Linked DNA regions of Homo sapiens: region 1 is linked to region 2. A link is a loop called in an ENCODE intact Hi-C map of the cell type or tissue named here. Cell type or tissue: heart right ventricle. All regions are shown on one strand. Each heading gives the region's core, and the rest is flanking DNA. Links, peaks and the distances in the headings are about the cores only. Region 1 has its middle 18 kb from the start of GNPDA1. Region 2 overlaps NDFIP1 (Nedd4 family interacting protein 1).

The links. Hi-C counts contacts between places; a loop is a spot of excess contacts. Peaks named below come from ENCODE experiments on the same cell type or tissue, not always from the same donor. Only the 100,000 strongest peaks of a DNase experiment are listed, where the experiment ranks them.
Region 1: it touches region 2 in a loop (15-fold over the local background); 100 of 110 quality-filtered maps call a loop at or near these places.

What each region holds. Positions count from the first base shown.
Region 1 is chr5:141,991,236-141,999,757 of GRCh38, reverse strand. No RefSeq gene overlaps it. Among named protein-coding and RNA genes, the nearest start is that of GNPDA1, 18 kb to the left of the region's middle. In heart right ventricle, for the core only: a CTCF peak has its summit at 7,208 (motif pointing left); a DNase peak (open chromatin) is centred at 7,227; H3K27ac peaks cover 458 bases.
Region 2 is chr5:142,144,262-142,146,761 of GRCh38, reverse strand. NDFIP1 (Nedd4 family interacting protein 1) reads right to left here. Exons shown (of 8, transcript NM_030571.4): 7 at 2,086-2,191. The coding sequence ends at 2,088. Among named protein-coding and RNA genes, the nearest start is that of NDFIP1, 37 kb to the right of the region's middle. RefSeq lists an enhancer at 1,295-1,384. In heart right ventricle, for the core only: a CTCF peak has its summit at 1,229 (motif pointing right); a DNase peak (open chromatin) is centred at 1,281.

The DNA.
Region 1 (8,522 bases), core at 6,010-8,509, 150 kb after region 2:
CTCAGACTGCCCAGTAGCTGGGATTACAGGTGTGCACCACCACACCCACCTAATTTTTGTATTTTTAGTAGAGACAGGGTTTCACCACATTGGCCAGGCTGGTCTCGAATTCCTGGCCTTAAGTGATCTGCCTGCCTTGGCCTCCTAAAGTGCTGGGATTACAGGCATGAGCCACCGCGCCCAGCATCACAATCCATTTCTATCATTCCCAAAAGCTCCCTACTCCTAACCCCAGCCCCAGGCAACTACTGGTCTGCTTTGCGTCTACAGATTTACCTTTTCTGGTCATTTAATATAAATGGAATCATGTGACATGACATCTTTTGTGTCTGGCTTTTTTCACTAAGCATAACATTTTTCAGGTTCATACAACACGTAGCAGCAGTCCATTCCTTTTTATTGCTGTATAGTATTCCGTTTTGTGGACATATATTTTGTTTATCCAGTCAAGAAGGGTTTAAATTTTAAGTATGTTATAGTAACTACATTAAAATGAGACAAAAAAGGACTTAGTGATGACAGCTAAACTGGAGATACCTGTATGAACTTGAGACCTTAGAAAGATCTGATGTCCTTCCTGAGTCTGTGTTTTCCTGGTGGCTCAACAGCAGTGTACTGCTACAACCAGTGCTTATGCGATCAAGTGGGATGTACACCCCTGGGTCATCTTGGGCTTCTAATACCAGGGCTCCTTGTACAGGAGCTAATATGTTTGGGGGTAGGGATCAGAGTAGGCCTGGAATATCTTGTTACTGGAAATAAGGGTGCTTTCAAAAATGTCTGGGGCTGGCCAGGAGCAGTAGCTCACGCCTGTAATCCTAGCACTTTGGGAGGCTGAGGCGGGCGGATCACCTGAGGTCAGGAGTTCAAGACCAGCCTGGCCAACATGGTGAAACCCCATCCCTACTAAAAATACAAAAAATTAGCCAGGTGCAGTGGCGTGCACCTGTAATCCTAGCTACTGGGGAGGCTGAGGCAGGAGAATCGCTTGAACCCAGGAGGCAGAGGTTGCAGTGTGCCAAGATCATGCCACTACACTCCAGCCTGGGCTACAGAGCAAGACGTCGTCTCCAAAAAAAAAGTCTGGGGCTTGTCCCAGGAAGTCTGGGGATGAAAAAAAACAAAACAAAAATGTCTGAGGCAGTTCTGAGAGGACGAAACAGCCAGTTAAATGGGTTCCCACTGAACAGGTTTTCACAATTTGATCAAAAAGGAAATACTAAATACAGCTGACTGGAACAAGTTGAATTTGTAAAACAGCAAGTTTGATAAGAAAAGGAAAATGTAATATTAAGTGCACACAGAGCTGTATTTCAGGAAGAGTAGACAGAATGTGTTTACTTACATTTAGTAAAAAGTGGCAGTGTTGACATCAATGGGTGCCACCTTCCTTCTATTAGTCTGTTTATAAAGTAGAGGTGAACACAAGAGCCTGGCTATTACCCCTATGGCCTACTCTTCTACTCTTTCCGTCCTTCAGGCCTTGCCTCAAATGTCATTTATCAGATTAACTCTTCCCTGATCCTCCAATATAAAGCTGCAATCCCCAAGTTCCTATCCTTGCCGTGCGCTATTTTCTCAGAACCCTTTACCACTGGACGTGTATTTTGTTTCCCACTAAATGTAAACTCCATGAAGGTAGATGTTAAATACTGCTCTATTCTGCCCCTATAGCAGTGCCTTGATATCTAGAAGGCACTGGTACTTGTTGAACCATAAGCCTGATAGTTGTCCCCATGAGTAGTGATCGTACATAACAATCAGGGGAAATCATGGCATATTACATAATGGATTAGCCAACTGGCCTACTGAGGAGATCTAACTTGGAAAATTTGATGCTTCTTTCCTGGGAACCAAAATCCTTACTGTGATGAGATGCTAATGAAACACGTCCATTTCCGGTAAGATACAGTGTGACAGGATTTAGAGTTATGCAATAATGGGCAGGTAAAACAGAACATAGTACTTTGGACCTCAGGGGAGCCATTACCACCAGCTGGCAGTCATACTACATTAATAATCAGACTAGTCCATTTAGTATCCTCAAAGACTAAATCATAAGGTCCCAAACCTCTAACCCCTCTATCCCAGCTTTCCTTTCAGCTAATGACCTTGAAAACAGAAGCAATCAGAAAAGAATGTCCACGAGTTCCCATCATCACATACCCAGACGTCAGCCCTGCTCTCACACTTGCTGTCTTCCTGTTACCTGCTCCTTGGCCGAGCCCTCTGCTTGCACACCAGATCCCATCCTCTCTTGCCTCCTTGAGGACGTTGCTCTGGCAACACTCCCAACTCTCACCTACAGCATCAAATTGTCCTCTCCTGGACCACTCCTATGGCATTCAAGACAAGATTTAAAAACAAAACTGTACCTCATTTGCCCCCTAAGTACATCCTCATTTTTCTGATCTCCTTTAGAGTAAAGTTTCTAGTTACCCATACTCTGACTTTAATCTCTCACTCTTCTATTCTCTCTTCTCCTTCTGGTATGGTAGTCGCCCCTTCATCCACAGGGCATATGTTCTAAGACCCCCAGTGAATGCCTGAAACCGTGGATAGTACTGAACCTGATAGTTTTTTTTGATACACATATACCTATGATAAAGCTTAATCTATAAACTAGGCGCAGTAAGAAATTTACAAAAATAGAATAATTATAATACACTGTAATAAGTTATGTGAGCATTGTCTCTCTCCCTCTCAAAATCTTATTGTACTGCACTTACCTATTTTTGGACTACAGTTGACCATAGAAAGTGAAACTGTGGATAAGGGGGAACTACCGTATTCCCATTACGCGTAGCTACACTTTGCCTTTTTTTTGGAAACAAGTTCTCTGTTGCCCAGGCTGGAGTGCAGTGGCATGATCTCAGCTCACTGCAATCTCCACCTCCCGGGCTCAAGCGATCCTCCCACCTTAGCCTCCTGAGTAGCTGGGATTACAGGTGTGCACCACCACGCTTGGCTAATTTTTGTATTTTTTTTTTTTTTTTTTTTTTTTTTGTAGACACTGGGTTTTGTCATGTTGCCCAGGCTGGACTCAAACTCCTGGCCTCAAGCAATCGCCTACCTCAGCCTCCCAAAGTGCTGGGATTACAAGTGTAAGACACTACATCCAACCTACACTTTTAAAAATTATCCCACAGTTCTTGGATATTCTGCTGTTTTTAAAAATTTTCCATTCCTTTTTGAAATCTTTCAATTTCAATTTGGGAAGTTTCTATTGACATATCTTCAAGTTCACTGATTCTTTCTGGCTGTGTTCAGTCTTATGAGCCCATCAAAGTCATTCATGTCTGTTTCAGTGTTTTATTTCTAGCTTTTTTTTTTTTTTTTTTGAGACAGAGTTTCGCTCTTGTTGCCCAGGCTGGAGTGCAATGACACGATCTTGTCTCACTGCAACCTCCGCCTCCCGGATTCAAGCTATTCTCCTGCCTCAGCCTCTCGAGTAGCTGGGATTACAGGCATGCACCACCACGCCAGGCTAATTTTGTATTTTTAGTAGAGATGGGGTTTCTCCATGTTGGTCAGGCTGGTCTTGAACTCCCGACCTCAGGTGATCCTCCCGCCTCAGCTTCCTAAAGTGTTGGGATTACAGGCGTGAGCCACTGCACCTGGTCTTTTTTTTTTTTTTTTTTTGCATTTCTTTTTGATTCTAAGTTTCCATCTGTTGCTTATACTACGTGACTATTCTTGCATGTTGTTCATTTTTTCTATTAGAAATCTGGCACATTAATCAGTTATTTTAAATTCCCAGTCTGATAACTCTCAAATTTCTGACATATCTGAGTCTGGCTCTGATGCTCGCTTTGTCTCTTCTTTTTTCCCTTTTAGCATGCTTTGTACTTTTTTACTGAAGCCAGACATGATATATTAGGTAACAAGAACTTACGTAAACAGACCTTTAATGTGAGTTGTATGTTTATCTGGCTAACAGGCTGCATCTGATGTTCGCTGTAGGTGCTAGAGGCTCCAATTTTCCTCAATATCCTTGTCTCCCCTGTTGTCTTTGGGTTTCCCTAGAAATTCCTTCTTAAAATAGAGTCCATGTCTTGCAGCTCTCAGTTGTAATCCACTGTTATCCTGGAGCCCTACTGATGGTATCGTATTGGTGAGAAGATGCACTGCATATTCTTATGATTAAATCTGTCTTTTTTTTTTTTTTTTTTTTTTTTTTTTAGTGGAGACTTGTTTTTTCCTCCTCCTATGTGAGACAGGAAGGCTAGAAGGGGGTTGAGCCATCCAACTGCCCTTCTCCTAAGCTAGAGAAGGCTTCTGCAAGTAGTTTTCCCTGAGAAAACTGTTCTCTGCCATGGAGAACAGAAGATCTGGGGCTGATTTCTTCCTGGATGTATTTCAAAAGGATTACTTTCCCCCTTCCCGTGTCCAAAGCACAAGGGAATTTTCCTGCCATCTTTACAGGAGAACCTAGTGGGTCTCCTCGAGGTAAAACCCACCAAAGTGTGGGGTTCCCTTAGACAAGCTCCCGGTTTTGAACCCTCAAGCTAGTCCACACTTAGCCCACAGCAATATGTTTAAATCTCAATTACTGTCTCCAACAGCTTCTGCCTTAGGTGAGCCGATCTCCATTTTCCTGCCTGTTTTTGCGGTGAAGGTTTGCCCTGTGACCTCAATTCTCTGACAGATGTAAGAAAAGCTGTTGATTATCGGTTTGCTTAGCCTTTTTCTTATTATGAGGACACCCCATTCTTTCTCAAACATACTCTAGATTTGCAACTGCCCTCCACTGAAACAGCACTTGTCAAAGTCCCCAAGGACCTCAATACTGACTGCTTCAATTGTTACAGCTCACAGTACTTGACCTTTTTGCAGCGTATGACACAGTTGATTACTCCTTCCCTCAAACTTGACTTGGCTTCCAAGACACCACACACAGCTGGTTTTCCTACCTCACTGGCCACTGTCTGTCTTTGCTGGTTTTTCCTCATCTCCTTGACTTCTTAGCATCTGGAGTGACCCACGACTCAGTCCTTGGACCTTTCTCTACATAAAACTCACTCCCTTTCTAATCTCATCTAGTCTCATGACTTTAAATGCCATTTACATGTTGACTCCCATAATTCTATCTCTACCCTGAGTTGCTCCCTTGAACTCCGGACTAGAATATCCAACTGCCTGTTTATCATTTCCCCTGGGATAACTACCAGGCATCTCAAACTTACCTGTCCACAACCAAATTCCTGATCTTCAGCCACAGACCTGTGCTACCTACAGGTTTCTCATCTCAACTGCTCAGACAAAAATACCTAGAAATCAACCCTGATGCCTTAATTTCTCATATAGTCAGCCTGTCAACAAATCCTATTAATTTTACCTTCAAGGTAAGTACAGAATCTAACCAGTTCTCAAAATTCTAACTTCTGGCACACTGGTACAAGCCACCTGCACTTCTCACCTGAGCTACTGCAAATGGCCTCCTAACTGGTCTGTTTCCACCTTTGCTCACCAATCCCCTAAAGCACACGCCTGACCCTATCACTCCTCTGCTCAATGGCCCCCTCTCAGAGTGGCAGCCAAAGTTCACACAAGGCTCTATACAGTCTACAGGACCACATGCTTACATCCCGTCTCTCACTCTTCCTGGGTCTGCCTCAGCCCTCACTGGCTACCACACTGTTCCTGGAGCCCTCTTACATGCTCATAGCCCAAGGGCTTTGCCCTTGCTGTCTCTGCCTGGAATTCTCTCCTCCCAGGTGTCCAGAAGGTTCAATCCCACACTGCTGAGACTTTGTTCAAGTGCTATCTTGATGGAGTCTTCTCTACTCTTTAAGATTCCAACATTGCCCTGCCTCCCCTAACTCCCTATTTCTTCTCCCCAACTTCTATGGTTTTTTTTTTTTCTTTTTTTTTCTTTGAGACAAAGGTCTTGCTTTGTCATTCAGGCTGGAATGCAGTGGTGTGATCAAGGCTCACTGCAGCCTTGACCGCCTGAGCTCAAGAAATCCTCCTGCCTCAGCCTCTTGAATGTCAGCTGGGACAACAGGCACATACCACTGCACCCAGCAAATTTTTAGTGTTTTTTTGTTTTTTAAGAGAGACGGAGTCTTACTATGTTGCCCCGACTGGTCTCAAACTCCTGGCTTCAAGTGATCCACTCACCTCAGCCTCTCAAAGCACTGGGATTACAGGAGGGAGCCACTGCGCACGACCCATGGTACTTATCTTCTGATGAACCAGATAATTTACTTAGTGTCTCTTTCCTTCCGCCAGAATTTAAGTTCCACATGGGCAGGGAGATTATGTCTGTTTTATTTACTGCTACATTCTCACCACCTTGAAAAAGAGTAAGGCCCATTGCTGGGTATTCCATCAGTATTTGTTAAATAAGTGAGTTATTCTAGGAAATACTATAGGTTGCAAAAAGTAGAATGGTACTGAGGGTAAGACAATCGCTTTTAAAATTTACATGTATTTATGTTGTATTAGTGTGAGTTTAGCTGCTTTTCCTTTTTTGGTTTGTTTTTATAATGAAGGGAAAAAAGGAGATCCAAGCAAGGAAAAGAAGTGACTGTGTTAACTTTGTACTTAGCAACTTCAGCATCAAATCTCCCTAAGTTTCCAATGTACACAATCTTCTCCAAAGCATCCTCTGGCTCAGAGAAATGTGGGAGTCCTTGGAGTGGTAAATCTTCAGACAACCTGAGAAACTGTACAGTCTAAACGATGGGTGATGAAAGTTGATTATTACCATAAACATTGGCTAAGAATACCCCTAAAGCTCCCATAACCAGATTTCTGACCACACTCAGTCTGGCCTGATTTTTTTAGTTAAGCTAAGGTTTGGGGAGCAGGCTGGCTACTCTTACCAGCATCAGAGGGCACCATGGGGTTACAATTCCTTGGTCCTACTTAGGGGCTTTATATACAACTTAATTTCCCTACTTTGGTGGTTGAAGGTTAAGTGCCACTATCAGGAGTGACACTCTACTATGTAACAATTGCATAAGATGTCAACTGTGGTTCACATACACTTTTGAGTATTTAAAAATTTCTGATAATACTGCTGTTCCTGCCTTGATAGTACTGTTAGATACCATTCTGTCTACTAAAGTATAAAACAGACTATAATGAAATATAATGAGGAAAATTTAAATACCAGAAATTAAATCTACTTCTGTAACAAAACAACATACTCTATACCTGTCTTAACTAGTGACGATATTTTTAGAACATGGGAACTGCTGCCACCTGCTGGTGATGCTTATGGCAAAGTTAATACTAGGTAGGAGGGAGATCCAAACTCCAGTCAAAATTCTGAAATTCCCTTTCAAAGCAGACAGCCACGTGAACAACTTTATTATTATCTCCTCTAATTAACTCTCATTGCTCTTGACAGAAAAAATAAATACAAAGTATATGAAGAGATTACTAATGTAAATTAGAACTGTCTACTACTAAAAAAATGACTTTGGGCAAATGACTTTGGGCTGGGTGCGGTGGCTCACACCTGTAATCCTAGCACTTTGGGAGGCTGAGATGGGTGGATCACTTGAAGTCAGGAGTTCGAAACCAGGCTGGCCAACATGGTGAAACCCCGTCTCTACTAAAAATTAAAAAAAATAAAAAATAAAAAATTAGCTGGGTGTGGTCGTGGGCACCTGTAATCCCAGCTACTTGGGAGGCTGAGGCAGGAGAATCACTTGAACCCGGGAGGCGAAGGTTGCAGTGAGCCGAGATCAAGCCACTGCACTCCAGCCTGGGTGACAGAGCAAGACTCCGTCTCAAAAAAAAAAAAAAAAAAGACTGCTGACTAACACCACAAATCTGTCTGGGAATATGGCTTCTGATACTGAGCCTTTCTTACGTTCACCAGCTCCTCCACAGGTCAACAGGAAGGGATACATCTACTCAACAAACTTCGGGATTTAGCCAAGATGGCAGGCTAATTCTCACACCAGGGCACAGTCTAATGGGTCCAGCTGACTTCCTGACTTGATCAACTTGCCCAGTGTTTAATGATGTTTTTCAAGAAGCCGAGCAGGAAAATTACCAGAACAGGTGAACAGCCTAAAACTGCATACACAGCACTGAAGCATCCTGAGAAGTAACTGATTTAAAGCTACAAAAGACCTCAGTCAAAAAGAAATCACTGATTTGCTGAGCCTGCTAGGATTAGGTAATCTGTCTTCAAAAAGTTTTCTGGCTCCTGCCCAATCCAGATGTACCAAGGTATAATTAATGTTTATATAACAATAAAAACAGATGAGACAACTGTGACAGCTGAGAGGGGTCTAAGGAGACATGATAACTAAATATAATAACGTGGTGTCCTAGAAGGGATCCTGGAACAGAAGAAGGACATTAGGTAAAACTAAGAAAATCTGAATAAAGTATGAACTCTACTTAATAATATCAATACTACTTCATTAATATGACAAATGTGCTGCACTAATATGTTAATAAGGAAAACCAAGTGAGGGGTACATAGGAACGCTGTACAATCTTGGCACTTTTTCTGTCAATCTATATTCTAAAATAAAAAGTTTCTTTTTAAAAAA
Region 2 (2,500 bases), core at 1-2,500:
GATGAAGAAGGTATGCAATCCCCTAATAAAGATTCAGATTTCTTTCTAACTGAAGAACAAAGAGAATAGACAGAGGTGTGATCTCAGTCCATTTAGAAATTCAGAGCTAACATTAGACTACACCTACAGAATTGATGACTTTTTTTAAAAAGAGAAAGAAATCTGTCCCCTCAGTATATCTTGGGTGTCAATGTATTAGAGGGAAAATATTAGGTGATTTCAGCACCCTTCATAAGGAGGACTTGTAGCAACCCAACAGTACTAGCTTTGGAATCCTTGATAGGTAAAAGTTAAACCTAAGGCTAACTATAAATTCCAATCTGATATATAGATGAAAGATGACAATGGTAACTAAATAAAACTGCAAAGAATATCTAATAAGTCTCTTATGTTCTAGACATAAACAAAGACACATTGTAGGCATTAAGGCCCAGGCCAGTGGTATGAATATCCATCTGTGTCCAGACTGTGTGACTGAATTCAAATTCATGACATGCTACACATTTTCAGACATGCAATCAAAGATTCCTGTTTTTTAATAATGAATACTAGTTTTTTTAATAATGAAACTAACTTTAAAAGCAGTTTAAGCCTTCTTTACCTACATACATTTAATTATCCATGTAAAATGCTTAATATATTATCTGACACATGGAAAACTCCATGAGTGTTAATTTTAGTTTACTATACTATGCTTGAAAAAATGTTTGTTATATTCAAGAGGGTCTCATTATATGATTCTGTTGCCTAAAAGCTTTCAATGCTGTTCTATCACCTGGAAAATCAACTATGGTAGATGCTTTATTTTCTTGAAGCATACCTCCTGAGACCACCACAAGTCTTCAAAATTGAGAACCTCACGATTAGTATATGATTGCCTATATAAACTGACACTCTGCGAGTACAGAACAAATTCGTGCTCCACGTGGGCTTAGTCTTGCATTGACCCAACATGTCGCTGGCTCTATCAATTTCATGGTTCTACTGCAAATGGGCTTGGTGCTCAAGGTATCTGAGAAACTTGTTTCAACCTGACTTTTTAGCCTTGACCCTCAATACTCCTTTATGCCCCAATCAAGCTGCTATCCTCTGAACAAGCCCCATACTTCCCTATTTTTGCTCTTCACTCTGCCTCAGATGATTCTGAAATTCTTCCCCACACTCTCCACTATCATGTAAAGTTTATCTGAACTACACCACCTATCCTTTATAATGCTTTGCCTAAGACCTTCAACTGGACTGGCCTCTAGGTGGTGCTCAAGGTTCCACTCTATGATTAACACAGTCCCCAAAGCCCCAAGGAACAAACAGCCAAGTCCAAGAAAGCCTATTAGAACTTGCTACCACAGAGAGCTCTCTCTGGTGTACTCTTTCTCAAGATTCTCTACCTCTTCCTTCAGGCAGCCATTGATGTAAGATGGAGTGTCAGCCTCTGGGGAAAATCATGTGTGAATCAAAGAGCCTTGGCAGGGCTTAGTCCTCCTGTTCTAGGCAAGGGAAAAGGTCCTTTCTCCTCTTTTCTTGAGTTTGACCTTCCTCACATTAGAGTGGTATCAGAATGTCAACCTGAAGAAAGCCATGGGGAAAGCCTCAATGACAATTTTAAAAGATGGAAGACTTGGTGGGCTTGTCAGCAGCCCAGACAAAAGGAGTTCTTAAAGTACTACACAGTCTCTCCAGGTTCTGGGATTTAGGGGCAGAGATGAGTGATTAGGCCTGAAGGGTTCCTTCTGAATGTCATCCTCTGGAACTGGTGCAACAGTAAGCAGTGGCTTCAGGATGCTGGAATTCAGTCAAGCAGCCAAATATCCCAGCTTTCTGATGACTGCTAAGACCCCTGCCTCTTTCACACTGTCAAAGCATGAAGTAATGATTTCTCCTATGGCAGTTTTTCTAATTTGACTTTATCAATAGCTTTTTGTAAAAATCCCTGTTACTAGACAAGAAACTGCTAAAAGGCAGGGACTGTGCCTTCTTTACTTTCTCTATATGCCCCTATCACAGATACTTACTCTAAAACTGAACAGAAATCTACAATGTAGCACATGGTTACACTGGGACTAGAATAAATTTTTTCTTTAATACCTTTAATAAATAAAGAGAACTCTGGTCCTGGGGAGATTTGAGAAAGTTTCTGGCATCTTCCGAACTTTTGCATAATTGATAAATCCTCTGAGAAACAGGAGAAAGCCTAATTTAAAAAAGAAAAGTCATGAATGAATTTATAATTTCCATGTTAAGTCCCCTCCCCAGAAATCCCTCTCCTGATAGCGATACATTGTTATTTTTCTGCTAAAGGTAATCAAAACATTAGCAATTTCCTCCAGAATCTGCAGAGGATTTTCATACCAAATTATCCATCCTTCAATGAGAAGGTATAATGTAAGAGTCAATAGTGTCTTTTGCACATTCAGAATTGAATTGGTCTAAAAAGGAAATAAAAAATAAGATGGAGCCAAACATTTACATATGAAAGCCTCATTGAGAAACATCAAAATCT